Regions from separate parts of the Homo sapiens genome. Here all the other regions are linked to region 3. The links are chromatin loops, found by intact Hi-C in ENCODE. Cell type or tissue: A673. All regions are shown on one strand.

Region 1 (4,000 bases), 150 kb before region 3:
AACAAAAACAAAAACTCTTTGGAACTCTGGCCATGAAATAAACCCATAGAGGATGGATGCTTCTCTTTATGAAAGACAGCAGAAGCCAACACAGATGCCTAAGAGAACCATATGGCTCAGGAAAAAGCTTGGCTGAAACAGCCATTGATTGGCTGGTCTACAGAGCACCCGTTTGGCAATCTAAAGGTAAAAGGACTTTTGGCAGTGGAGTAGCTTATGATGCAGAACTGGATGCAGTGGGAGCGGCCCAAGCAGTGACCCGGGACTGGAAACCCCTTGAGCCCAGGGAATTAGAAGCCTACATGATGAAATTTGCTGGAAGAAGTTCTTCCAAAAATAAACTTGTGTGGAAAGGCAGTGCAGTAGCCTGTGTTGAAATGGCTTTGATTGGAGAAGATACACCTGAGAGACTTTTATTATCTCTTACTCAAGGACTGCAAGTGAAACTGGAAATGTCTATTGTAAATTAAAGCCATATGTTCCAGAATATGAACTAAACATCAACATTTGTTGAGCCGGTTCCATGTTCTAAGTGCTTTACTTATTAACTTGCTGTATCTACACAGTAACTTAATGAGGTAGCTATGATTAGTCCAGTTTTACAGATGAGAAAAACTGAGGCATAGAGAACTAAGTAACCAGCTCAAAGTCCTACAGCTGGTAGTTAATGGGTCCAGGATGAAATAATTACTGGTTTGTTTCTATCATTTATTTCATGTTTCCCACACTATAATAACATTCTATATAGTGAACAAAGTTTTAGCAGTTTATGGCTAGATTTCTGTAAGTAATTTGAGATTGTCATACTGTTCTGAATAGAAATCTGTGCAATAAAATGGTAACGTTGGTGAAGAGAGACTAGGAGATTTACAGCCATGGTATAATTAATGTAAATGTTAGAAAAGCACACATAGGTTTTGAATGAACAGGAAGAGAAATTCTACACATCTTTTTGTACTTGTAAATCTTGTTTCTTATGGAGTGGGACAGTGTCATACAGGATTTGGAGTTTCAGAATATTTTTTAAAAAGGAAAAAAAGACAATGGAATATATGAGATGATGGTAGCTCATTTTTTTCAGCATGGTTTGTCCCCTCACCTTTCAGAAAGCACTTACTAGGTGCAAAGTGCATGCAAGTCTTGAGGAATGTGAATTGGCATCAGTTCATTCCTGATGGTTTATTATCCACTAGTCCATGCACGCATAAAGGCACAGAAGTAGCAAAACATGTTAAAGGAGTTCTAATAAATGGGACTTCATATCTTAGGGATTTGAGGACTGGTCATAAATTGTTTTGGCTGGAATTTGAGGAGCAGGAACTTTGGTTTGTAGATTGAGAGCAAAGGATTTTCTTATATCCTAAGAAGAGTGAACCAAGGTTCGGGAGTCAACAAGCAATTCAATAATTAAAGAATGAGGAGTGGTCCTGTTCAGAGACAGAGCTGGAGAATGGATGGAGAAGTGGGGAGGTCTCTGAGATGTCTGTCTGGACAAAAGACATTGACTTCCTGAGCAAAGACCCCAGGAAGCCACATTTAAAGCAATTTTTAACATCTTTCTGAGGCAGATTTCAAATGCCTGAGACATAGTAGGTACTCAATTAATATTTGTTGACTGAGTGAACTGCACAATGAAAAAAGATAAAGTAATTGCATAGCATTTCAGAGTTGCCCACGAATCCATTTGCCTGCCGTCTAAAATAGTAAGCACAGCTATAGAACGCATTAGCCCTCAATCCCTGGCCCAAATTTTAGGCATTAAAATGCTGGCCTTACTCTTTGGGAGTGTACAAAGATGACCTGGGCACTGGCAGCATGCTGTCTTATGTGTAGCCTAAATCCACTGATGTGAACTCTTTGTTTGTGCTAGTTCTTTTCTTGTTTAAAACAACAGTGAGAACTACAAACCCCAGCACCTTAGAGTTATCCACATATCCATAAAAGCCTAGCAACCAAAGGTATTATCTTTATTCAGAAGAAGTAGAACACGATTAAGGTTCAGATATACATATATATATATATATATATATATATATATATATATATATATATATACACACACACACACACACATATATATATATGAATTGGGTTCTGAAATGGTCATTTTTTTCCCCCTCGGCTCTGCTATTATAGTGATCAGCCAAGCTTCGGCAAGGTAAATACTTTTGGAAAATAAGTGGAAATTTGCTGCAAATCAGTCCCTTTTGTGCATGGCCGCGGGAGCATGTTGAAATGTTTGGACACTAATACCCATTCATTTTCTTGGCTCCATAAATAAAAGCCGCCAGCTCTGTGGCGGCCGTGAAATGGTATTCTTCAGGGCCCAGCAGGAACCCCCATCCTTATTACCACTGCAGGGGGCAGGACAGGCCCAAAATAGCAAGACAACTAAATCAAGACATTTTCAATGTCTAACAAAATGACTGTGTTTTAGAAGGAAGCAAAAGGTTGGAAAAAATTGGACAGCTGTTGTACTTAGTGAAATACCTTTGTTAAAAGAGTTCAGATGGGAAAAAAGAATCTTTTAAAAATGCATAAGCATATTTCTGAATATCATTTAAAATCTCCAAAGATCTTATGAAACTGTAAATCGAATGCATTGATGTAGTCATCAGAGGACTTCAAGCTGAAGGTATATTCCGTTTGCAGACCCCGGACCGCAGATTATGATGTGGGTCGTCAGAAATATTCTGCGGGCCTTATTATGCCTGTAGGTTTGATGGGAGAGTAGCTTCAGAAGGAGGTCAGGGAAGCTTTTGAAGGAACCTGAGCAGCTATTTTGGCCTTCAAATCTTTCTCAAATTAAGATTTTTTTTTTCTAAATAAGTTCGTAGACCTGAGCAGGTTTTAGCTATTGCTATTTCTTTTATCCAAGAGAAAAATTAGCTGAAGTATTTCTTAAGAGTCATAAAGGCATGGCAGTAACTTGACAGGGAGGAAGGCATTGAAAGAAAGTGTTCAGAAGGTATTTTTGGATTTTTGTTTCTCTTTCACTGCCACCCCACCCTGACAGTTATGAAGTGCTGTTCGCCCATTTTGAATAAACAATAAATTCCTTCTGTTGTCATAATATATCCCATAAGTTAGTATCCAGTCCAATAACAATTAGTACTGATTTTTTTTTGCATGGTGCAGTGCTCCATGGCTGACATTATTATAATTAAGCATGTAAATGTAACATCATTCTGACACAAACCAGTCATTTTATGTAGTACAACTCAAAAGGTTTCCTCAAAATGTAAACACTTAGAAGAATCTTGCCAAATCCCACAAAGTTAACATGCCACTCAAGTCTGAAACACAGGACTTTTGGATTTTTGAAAGTTAATAAACAAAGAGGAAACTATTCTCTCCCCCACTTCCCACCAATCTCCTCTTCAGTCTTTTATGACTCAGATTTTAATGAGAGCCATAAACATTACCTTGCCTAATAAAAATTCCAGTATTTCAGAGCTGGCTCAGAGAATGTGAACCACATCTGGTGACAACTGGAGCTAATTAATATCTTTATAGGTGTCTTCCATCCGCTAGAGTTTAAACAGAAATAGTCAGGGGTGCTTACATCAAAGCCCGAGGCAACGGAGGGCTGTTGCTTGCTTTCCAGTCTGAACTGATAACAAGTAGACCAATTTTTATAGGATTGTAAAAGCTAAGTGTGGAGATGGTTCACGCAGAGAAGCACTTTGCTCCACTCTTCCTGCCATTCTGTGCTCATGTCCCTGGTTTTCTCTGCTGTAGACTAGTCTGGCTAGTTAGTTAGACATGTGGACAGGCAACAGGGAAAAAAAAAATGCTAAAAGAGGGCAGGGGAGACTAACAAATAGCTGTGCTTAGATTTAGACAAAGCACACAGTGACCCAGACATACCAGATCTTCTTGCAAAGATCTTTAAAAATCTGCTGTGTCAAGCATTTACTTGTGGCCCAGAGAAGGTTTATCTAACAGGCCCAAGTGAAAATTAACAAGCAAGATGCACTAGCACCAGTGGTGCTAATGC
Region 2 (4,000 bases), 230 kb before region 3:
GATTGATAGAGAAGGAAGTGAGGTCAGGAGGAGCTGGAAGATGACGGGTAAAATAGAGTCAGGAGAAGGGAGGAAACACTAGTAGTAGGAGAGTTGAATGGTGATCACATAGAAGATGTTGAGATTTTCATGACTTTAGGATGGAGCAGTTCTTAGTGCTGACATCGTCAGGGGTGTGGTAATCAGAATGGGTGGCAGAGATGGATGAGAAATCAATGGAAATAGTTTAAGGAGCTGAGTGGCAAGGGAACCGGCTGTGTGCCCATGAAGATGCTGAAAGCATCTAGGATGATGTTGTCATTTGGGAGGGAATGGACTGTGAACCAGATGCTCAGGTCTTGGATGAGTGATGGATAAATAAGTGATGAGGGCAGGACATGTTCTGGCTCAGTCACCTGAGTCTCAGTGGATTGGAGGAGAAGGTGTCTGGACTTAGTGAGATGGATCAGCAAGTGCATCTTAATTCTAAGGTTCATGAAGGTCTAGGGGATGAGGCAGTCTCCACTTGAGAAGATGGTAAAGGAACAGTGTCCTTGGGAGGAAGTCAACTGTTAGTGGGGACCATACAATGAAGGAGGCCTGCCCCGAGGTTGAGGATGGCTTGCAGGTTCTAGAACAAGGTCCCAGAAGGCACAGTGAAACATTTGGCTGGGAAGCAGAGTGGGAGTTTGGGGAAGGGGTCAGGCAGTACAGAATAGGGTGATAATGAAGGTACTGAGCAGGGAGCTTCCCATCTTGAGCAGTGTGGACCAGGATAGCAAGACCTGGTGCCTTTGAGGCACCATGAATGAATAACTATGGCTTCAAGACTTTCGTGAGAATTATTCCAAGCAGTCTTCTTGATACTGCTATCCAGAAATTTGTAACCAGAACCCAGGGACATATTCCAGCAAACATATAACTTTTGTACCATTTAAAAATAACAAAGAGGCTTTTCTGTTGTTGTTGATGATAAATTACATATTTGGTGCATTTGTGGGAGGGTGCTGTCACAATGCTTTGAAGCTTAGACCATCAATAGGATGTACTCCATCCAGCCCAGAAAGACAGTCATGCCCCGCAGTGGTGTGGTCCAAAGCTATGCAAATCTGCATCCTCCCTAGAATTTTATAATTTGATATGTTTGCGTATCGGATTTTCTAAAACCAAGTCCCCTCTGAAGGATATTAACAGGCAACAATGAGGATGGTTTCACTTCCTCCCGAGAAGTTCAGGGAAGGTGAGACCACTTGAGAGGTCTTCACAGTCTTTGTTGATGACATTCCACTTAAACATAGCCCTTTTGCCTGACATGAGGTTTCACTGTGTGAGCCAGCGTTGATTGATTTCTGGTTGGCTCTAGTGAATCTAAGCCCTTTAGGTCAGTCTTAAGCATCATAAACTCGTTTTCTTTTCATGAAGATGCATTTTGACTTTAGTGGTAGAGTCTGCTTTTAGTCAAAGGGACAGAGGAAACTCGCAGCTTCTTGTTGCCACTCTATCTCTCACAAATGAAATGAAATGAAATGAAATGAAATAATACCTGCTGTTGTTAGTTCCTAAACTCTACAGATTCAGTCACACTGGCATCCTGGGTTCAGTTCAATGAAATCACTTCCCTGTGACTGGCTTAGAAATCTTGTGCGCATATATGCTTACCTAAGCTGGACGTTTTCATGGTCTTCCTCCAAAAGGAGAAAATAATCAGAATGCCAGTAATTCTGGGAGGCTTCAAAAATGGTCACAGCCATAAAAATCAGAGTGAAGACAGATCTATACCGAGAAAATTTCTGTAGAACAAATTCTGCAGAGAATATTCAGCCACTGGACAAGGTTGATAATTCTGAGAAGCCTACTGAGGCACTTAATCTTAAAACTGCCAGTGCAGAAGAAGAAAGCACCCTCTGTCCACGCTTGAGATCTTTGGAACAGGTTTTTGCTTTTTTCCTTTTCCTTTTAATTCTCAATATACAAATGGTTTGTGCAAAAGAGAGCTTTAAAATAAGCAGGGCAGGCCCTCCCAAATAAAAAAAAAATGTAACTTGATTAGCTGAAACTTTTCTGTGCTTCCAAAGATTAGAACGCTGAAAAATTTCCTAAAAGAATGCTAGTTTTGTTAAAATCTATTTTGATGTATATGCTATAAAAATTATACAGGTTTCAGCAGAATGAAGCTTTAAATGGGTTTGCAAATGCCGCGAGAATGGACTTTCTCCTCAACATTTAAACTTTATAAAACCAGTGTTCTAAGAATCACATGCCTGCACATTTCAATAGTTAATAACTTATTCCCCATGAAGTGAAAATACAGGGAATTTTTCTCAGAAAAGAGTACATTGATGAAAATATAAAGGAATGGCTTCACAGGAGGACTTCAAAAATAAGAGTTTTGATGTGTTTTATTTCCTCCATCCATAGTGAAGGAGGAATTTGCTCACTTCTGACTTTTTCAATCTCCAACATTTTACTCAAATACCTCCAACCCTCTAGCCCCACCACCTTCTCATAGGAATGCAAAGACCCCACACCACCCCCAACACCTACAGTGAGAGTTAGCTGCAGGCTACAGTTATATAATATCACAGAAAAAGATTAAGAATTACATTATTGTTGTTGCTGGAAGGCTGTATTATAGCTATTTCAGAAGAGAGATTTATAGCAGTATTTAATGAATGCAACTAGTTTCGTTATCAGTCAGTAACCATACCCATGTTGTGCATATGGTAAGATTAAATTAAGCCATTATAATAACCTTACAAAAGGTGACTATTTGGTGGTGGCAAGTCTGGCTAAATGAAATCGTATTAGCTTGATGCCATGGTATTATTCATTTCGACACAGGTTGTTGGCCAAGTCTGCCCAAAATGTGCCTTATAATTTTTAGGCATTTCCCTTATTAAGGAACATGGAAAGATCTAGCTTGAGGATGTAGGTATTATTGGAGTTTATCAATCTCAACCCACTTAGAAATATCACAGGCTCAAACTTGGAAGCATAATTTCTTTGCAAAGTTAACGTTTTCCACCTTTGAACAATTTTCACATGTTTATTTTTACTAGGAATTATTTTTTCAGAGATGGTTATATGAAGGGTCATTAGACAGGCTAGCATACCGGAAGTTTCAGAAAGTTAATTCAAAATTTTAAAGAGTTGCAAAGGAAAAAAAATCAGTCTGGAGCTAGTGAAAAATGATCAACAGATAACCACTGGTTATTTTAAAGGTTTTATGTAATACTGGTTTCGTAATAAGTCATAAATAATACATGCTTATTACACTGATAATATGTATTATACATATGTATGTATACTATATAATATATATTTAATTCAGAGAGGGAATCTAGTCTCACTATTAGCAAATTTCAGCAATAAAATATTCTTGGCTATTATTTCCGTTTCCACTGACATTTTCCCAATTATTTACACTGTTCAAACTTGAAATAATCTAGGTGAGAAAGGAAAGGTGGTTTTCTCACAATTTTTAAATGAATACCTGAGAAGGTAGGCAGGGTGCCCTTATAATTTGTGTTTTGGCAACCTGATTAGACACAATATATTAGTTACGAAAATAAAATCAGGATATTTAGATTTTTCTACTGAGGGAAAAAACAGAGAAATGATATGGCAATATTTCTTAGTCTCAAGTGTGGATCTTGGCTATTAGATCCTTACACTGCACAGCTAGAAAATTTAAGAATTGTCAACTGGCTGGGTGTGGTGGCTCACACCTGTAAACCCCATATTTTGGGAGGTCAAGGTAGGAGGATTACTTCAGCATGTGAGTTTGGGACCAGCCTGTACAACAGAGTAAGACTCCATCTCTATGAAAAATAAGACCAAAGTTAAAAAGATAATTAAAAAAAGAATTGTCATCTTATAGCTAGGCCTAGTCACCCCAAATATGGACACTGGCACCCCAAGAGACACATGTTGTAAAGCCGATCTTGCAAACAACAGGGTTCAAAGCTTAGCTGAGTACCTCTGGAACATTCTAGCTTTCTTTTTAATTGACTCAGTGTAC
Region 3 (4,000 bases):
GGGCTGGTTCTTTCAGATGAATCATAATATGCTCTTTATTATTTTGTGGTATGTAGAATGGTTTAACAGTATTTAAACTGAAATAGTGGCAATATAGTTTTTTATAATCAACTATGTGTACGTGTGCACATCTACATATATGCATATGATTAGAATGATAATATTTCTACCATATTCTAGAAAGATGAGATCATAAAAAAATGTGGTGAGGAATGTACTTCACTGAGACAAGTTTTGTGACAATTTGGTTATATTTTACTGGCTAGAATGAATTTTGGTCCCCTGATTTCAACTCTGTTATTATTAATTTTTTTCTTATTCTATCAATATTAAATCAAAATTATATTACTTATCCTCAGATTTCAGGATGCATAAAAGTGTATAGTAGGAGGGTTAATGTCTCGTAACCCTCAAAGTAGCACTGGTAGGTGGGCATTAAGCATCTTTATTTCACATTATTTAAGGAACTAACACAAAACATTTCTAAAAGTTTCATGAATGTAAATATTCAGTTTAATATTTTAAATAAGTGTCCAAAAACAGAAGAATGTTTAATAAATTATGCTTTAATGAGGGACTTATGTAGCTTTTAAAAATGATGCTTGCAAAGAGTTTTCTGCAACATAAGTCAATGCTGTTTCATTAAAAAAGAAATATACCAAATACATGTCAAGAATTGCCTCAGTCATGCCAAAACATGTGCTTAAGAAACAATGGGATCTCAGCCAGGTGTGGTGGCTCATGCCTATAATCCTAGCACTTTGAGAGGCTGAGGTTGGGGGATTGCCTGAGCTCAGAGTTCGAGACCAGCCTGGGCAACACGGTGAAACCCCGTCTCTACTAAAATACAAAAGAAATTAATCGGGCGTGGCGGCATGTGCCTGTAGTCCCAGCTACTCAGGGGGGCGCTGAGGCAGGAGAATTGCTTAAACCTGGGAGGCGGAGGTTGCAGTGAGCTGAGATTGTGCCACTGCACTCCAGCCTGGGTGACAGAACGAGACTCCGTCTCTACAAAAAAAAGGAAGGAAGGAAGGAAGGAAGGAAGGAAGGAAGGAAGGAAGGAAGGAAGGAAGGAAGGAAGCTCATGTAATTGTTAATTGTGGTAACCTCTAGACAGTTTCCGATTTTTTTTTTAGCTTTACTTGTGTTTTCTAAATTTTCTCCATAATTATCCATCACTTTTATTGTTGAATAAAATCTGTGAAAATATAACTTTTATTGTCTTTTCTATAAGGAACCACTGAGCTTACAGAGATTTTGTAGTATTCAGATACCTGGGGATGGTGATGAGGGACGGGACTAGAATACTGCAGTACAAGATTATTCTTAGATCCCTTATGGCCATATCAACCTATTCCGTGACGTTTTCTAGCTGGCAGTTCATCAGCATATTGATTTTAAAGTTTTATTGACTCTTGCTAGGCAAGCTGTAAGCTCTTTCTGTAAGCCATCAGTCCCTCTGCTCTTCACTCTTTGGCTTTGATTGAGCTATTGAATGTTCCTTATGTGAGGCCAGGTCACATCGGTGAGATCTCTAGCCTCTGAAGAATTCAAATGTCCAGCTATCTGCAATGTCTTAAACTTTGCAAATCCCCATACTTTTATGTAGATGTAAATTCTGCAGGCACTAACTTTTCTGAAATTGAGTCCTGCTCCTCACTCCATAACTTGGCTCATACTCTTCCCATTTGCAAAGCCCTCTCCATCTGTTCACTAAGCAGACATTTCTTGGAGCTTCAATCATGAGTCAGGCCCTGGGCTCCCAGCTGAGGTTGCAAAGATGATAAAGCCAGTCTCATGAGGAAAATGACACAATCATGATACTGGCTGAATGGAAAAAGTGGGAAAAAAGTATTATGGGAATTAGAAGTGAGGGTAATTAATCTCTCCAAAAATGTTGAACAAGGACCAATATAGTGGTAGGGAAGATTTATAATTAGCCCTGAAAGATGAATAAGTGGGAAAGAAAGAAAGGCCTCCAATCAGAGGAAACCATGTACAAAGAGCAGGAGGTGAAAGAGGGTAGGCCATGTAGCATAAAAAGTACAGCACTGGAAATCCCCAGAGTATATGGCACCAGTTATTTTGTGAAATATATATTTGGTCTTCATCCCATTTGCTGCCATGCAACTCCTAAAATCCTTGGAATCGCCAAAGTACTGTCTTGTTGTATGCTAATGTTGACTGAGAGCTTCAGGGCGGGGCTTGTCAAGGGAAAGACAGAGGCATGGTTGGAGGATTGGAGCTTTCAGCCCAACCTGCCCTCAGTGTCCTTGGTGGGGAGAGGGGCTAAAGGTCAAGTTCATCACTGAGAGCCATTAAACCAATGGTTTAAGCAATCATGCTTATGTAATCGGGCCTCCATAAAAACCCAAGAGGACAGGATTCAGAGAACTTCTGGATATCTGAACATGTGGAGGTTCCTGGATGGTGGCATACCCAAGGAGGACATGGAAGCTCAGGACCTTGCCCTATGCATCTCTTAATCTGTGTCCTTTGTAATATCCTTTGTATTAAACCAGTAAGCATAAGTAAATGTTTCCCTGAGTTCTGTGAGCTGCTCCAGCAAACTAAGTTAGGGTCATGGGAACCATAACTTTAAGCTGATCAGTCAGAAGTTCTTGAGGTCTGGACTTGTGACTGGTGTCTGAAGTCAGGGACAGTCTTGGGGACTGAGTCCTCAATGTGTGGGATCTGATGCTATCTCCAGGTGGATAACGTGGGAAGTGAACTGGAGGATGCCTAGTTCATGTCCCCTGCAGAATTGACTGCTTGCCTGCTGGTGGGAAGGAATCTCCAGATATTTTGGGGTCACGGAAGTCTTCTGTGTTGACTGTTGTTGTGTTGGTATGAAAGATTTTCCAAGGTCGTGCCTGTGAAGGAGCAGAGCTCAGGGTGAAAAGGTAGGTGAGCACTCAAGCTGGAGGGCTCTGAATGTCTGCTCAGATCTCGATGTGGCGCATGTATGCGGGAGCTGGGGATTCTGAGAGCATCAATTCAACAGAGGCTGTAAAAGTGTCCACACACATGAAAAGGTGCTCCCACATCACTGATCATTCAGGAAATGCAAATCAAAATCACAATGAGATATCACCTCACTTCCATTAAGATGGTTACTACTAAAAAAAATCCCCAAACAAAAAACATACGTGTCAGTGAGGATGTGGAGAAATTGGAACCCTCATGTACTATTGTTGTTAATGTAAAATGATGAAGTTGCTACAGAAAACAGTATGGCAGTTTCTAAAAAATTACCCATAGATTTAACATATGATCCAGCAATTCCACTTCTGAGTATATACACAAAAGAAATGAAAGCAGTGACTTGAGAGATATTTGTATGCCAATATTCAGAGCAGTATTAATCACAGTAGCCAAAATGTGGAAGTCACTCAAGTGTCCATGGATAGGTGAATGAATAGACAAAATGTGATATATACATGCAATAGAGTATTATGCAGACTTAAAAAACAAAAAAATCTTGACACATGCTACAACATGGATAGACCTTAAGAATATTATGCTAAGTGAAATAAGCCAGAAACAAAAAGGTAAATACTGTATGATTACACTTACTTGAGGTACATAGAATAGTCAAATTCATAGAGACAGAAAGTAGAACGGTGGTTTCCTGGGGTGGGGGAAGGGAGAAATGAGAAATTAGTGTTTAATGGATGCAGACTTTCAGTTACTCAAGATGAAAAAAGGTTCTGGAGATGAATGGTAGCGATGGTAGCATGATAATGGAAATGCACTCAACATTACTAAATGGTATGCTTAGAAATGCTTATGATAGTAAATTATATGTTATATGCATTTTACCACAGTTTAAAAAAGTATCTTCATGTTTAAGTAAATATGGCTATATTATATAATAAATGCCAACTTAGCTTGAGTTTTTAACGTAAAACTTGAGAATATAAAGAAATTTTACGAGGCATCACTCCCTGTGTCCGCAAAGCCTGTGGAGTCTCTCATTTAATCCTGTCCAGTATTAGCT

Evidence for each region. Peaks named below come from ENCODE experiments on the same cell type or tissue, not always from the same donor. Only the 100,000 strongest peaks of a DNase experiment are listed, where the experiment ranks them.
Region 1: it touches region 3 in a loop (5-fold over the local background); 1 of 110 quality-filtered maps calls a loop at or near these places.
Region 2: it touches region 3 in a loop (3-fold over the local background); 1 of 110 quality-filtered maps calls a loop at or near these places.

The regions. Positions count from the first base shown.
Region 1 is chr15:96,690,719-96,694,718 of GRCh38, forward strand. The region is part of intron 2 of LOC105371002 (a long non-coding RNA gene); the gene reads right to left. Among named protein-coding and RNA genes, the nearest start is that of SPATA8-AS1, 91 kb to the right of the region's middle. In A673, a CTCF peak has its summit at 2,366; DNase peaks (open chromatin) are centred at 863, 2,333 and 3,483; H3K4me3 peaks cover 1,305 bases; H3K27ac peaks cover 3,483 bases.
Region 2 is chr15:96,605,605-96,609,604 of GRCh38, forward strand. No RefSeq gene overlaps it. Among named protein-coding and RNA genes, the nearest start is that of SPATA8-AS1, 180 kb to the right of the region's middle. In A673, no CTCF peak of the experiment used is centred here; no DNase peak of the experiment used is centred here; H3K27ac peaks cover 491 bases.
Region 3 is chr15:96,836,549-96,840,548 of GRCh38, forward strand. No RefSeq gene overlaps it. Among named protein-coding and RNA genes, the nearest start is that of SPATA8, 55 kb to the left of the region's middle. In A673, no CTCF peak of the experiment used is centred here; DNase peaks (open chromatin) are centred at 893, 1,223 and 1,753; H3K27ac peaks cover 3,886 bases.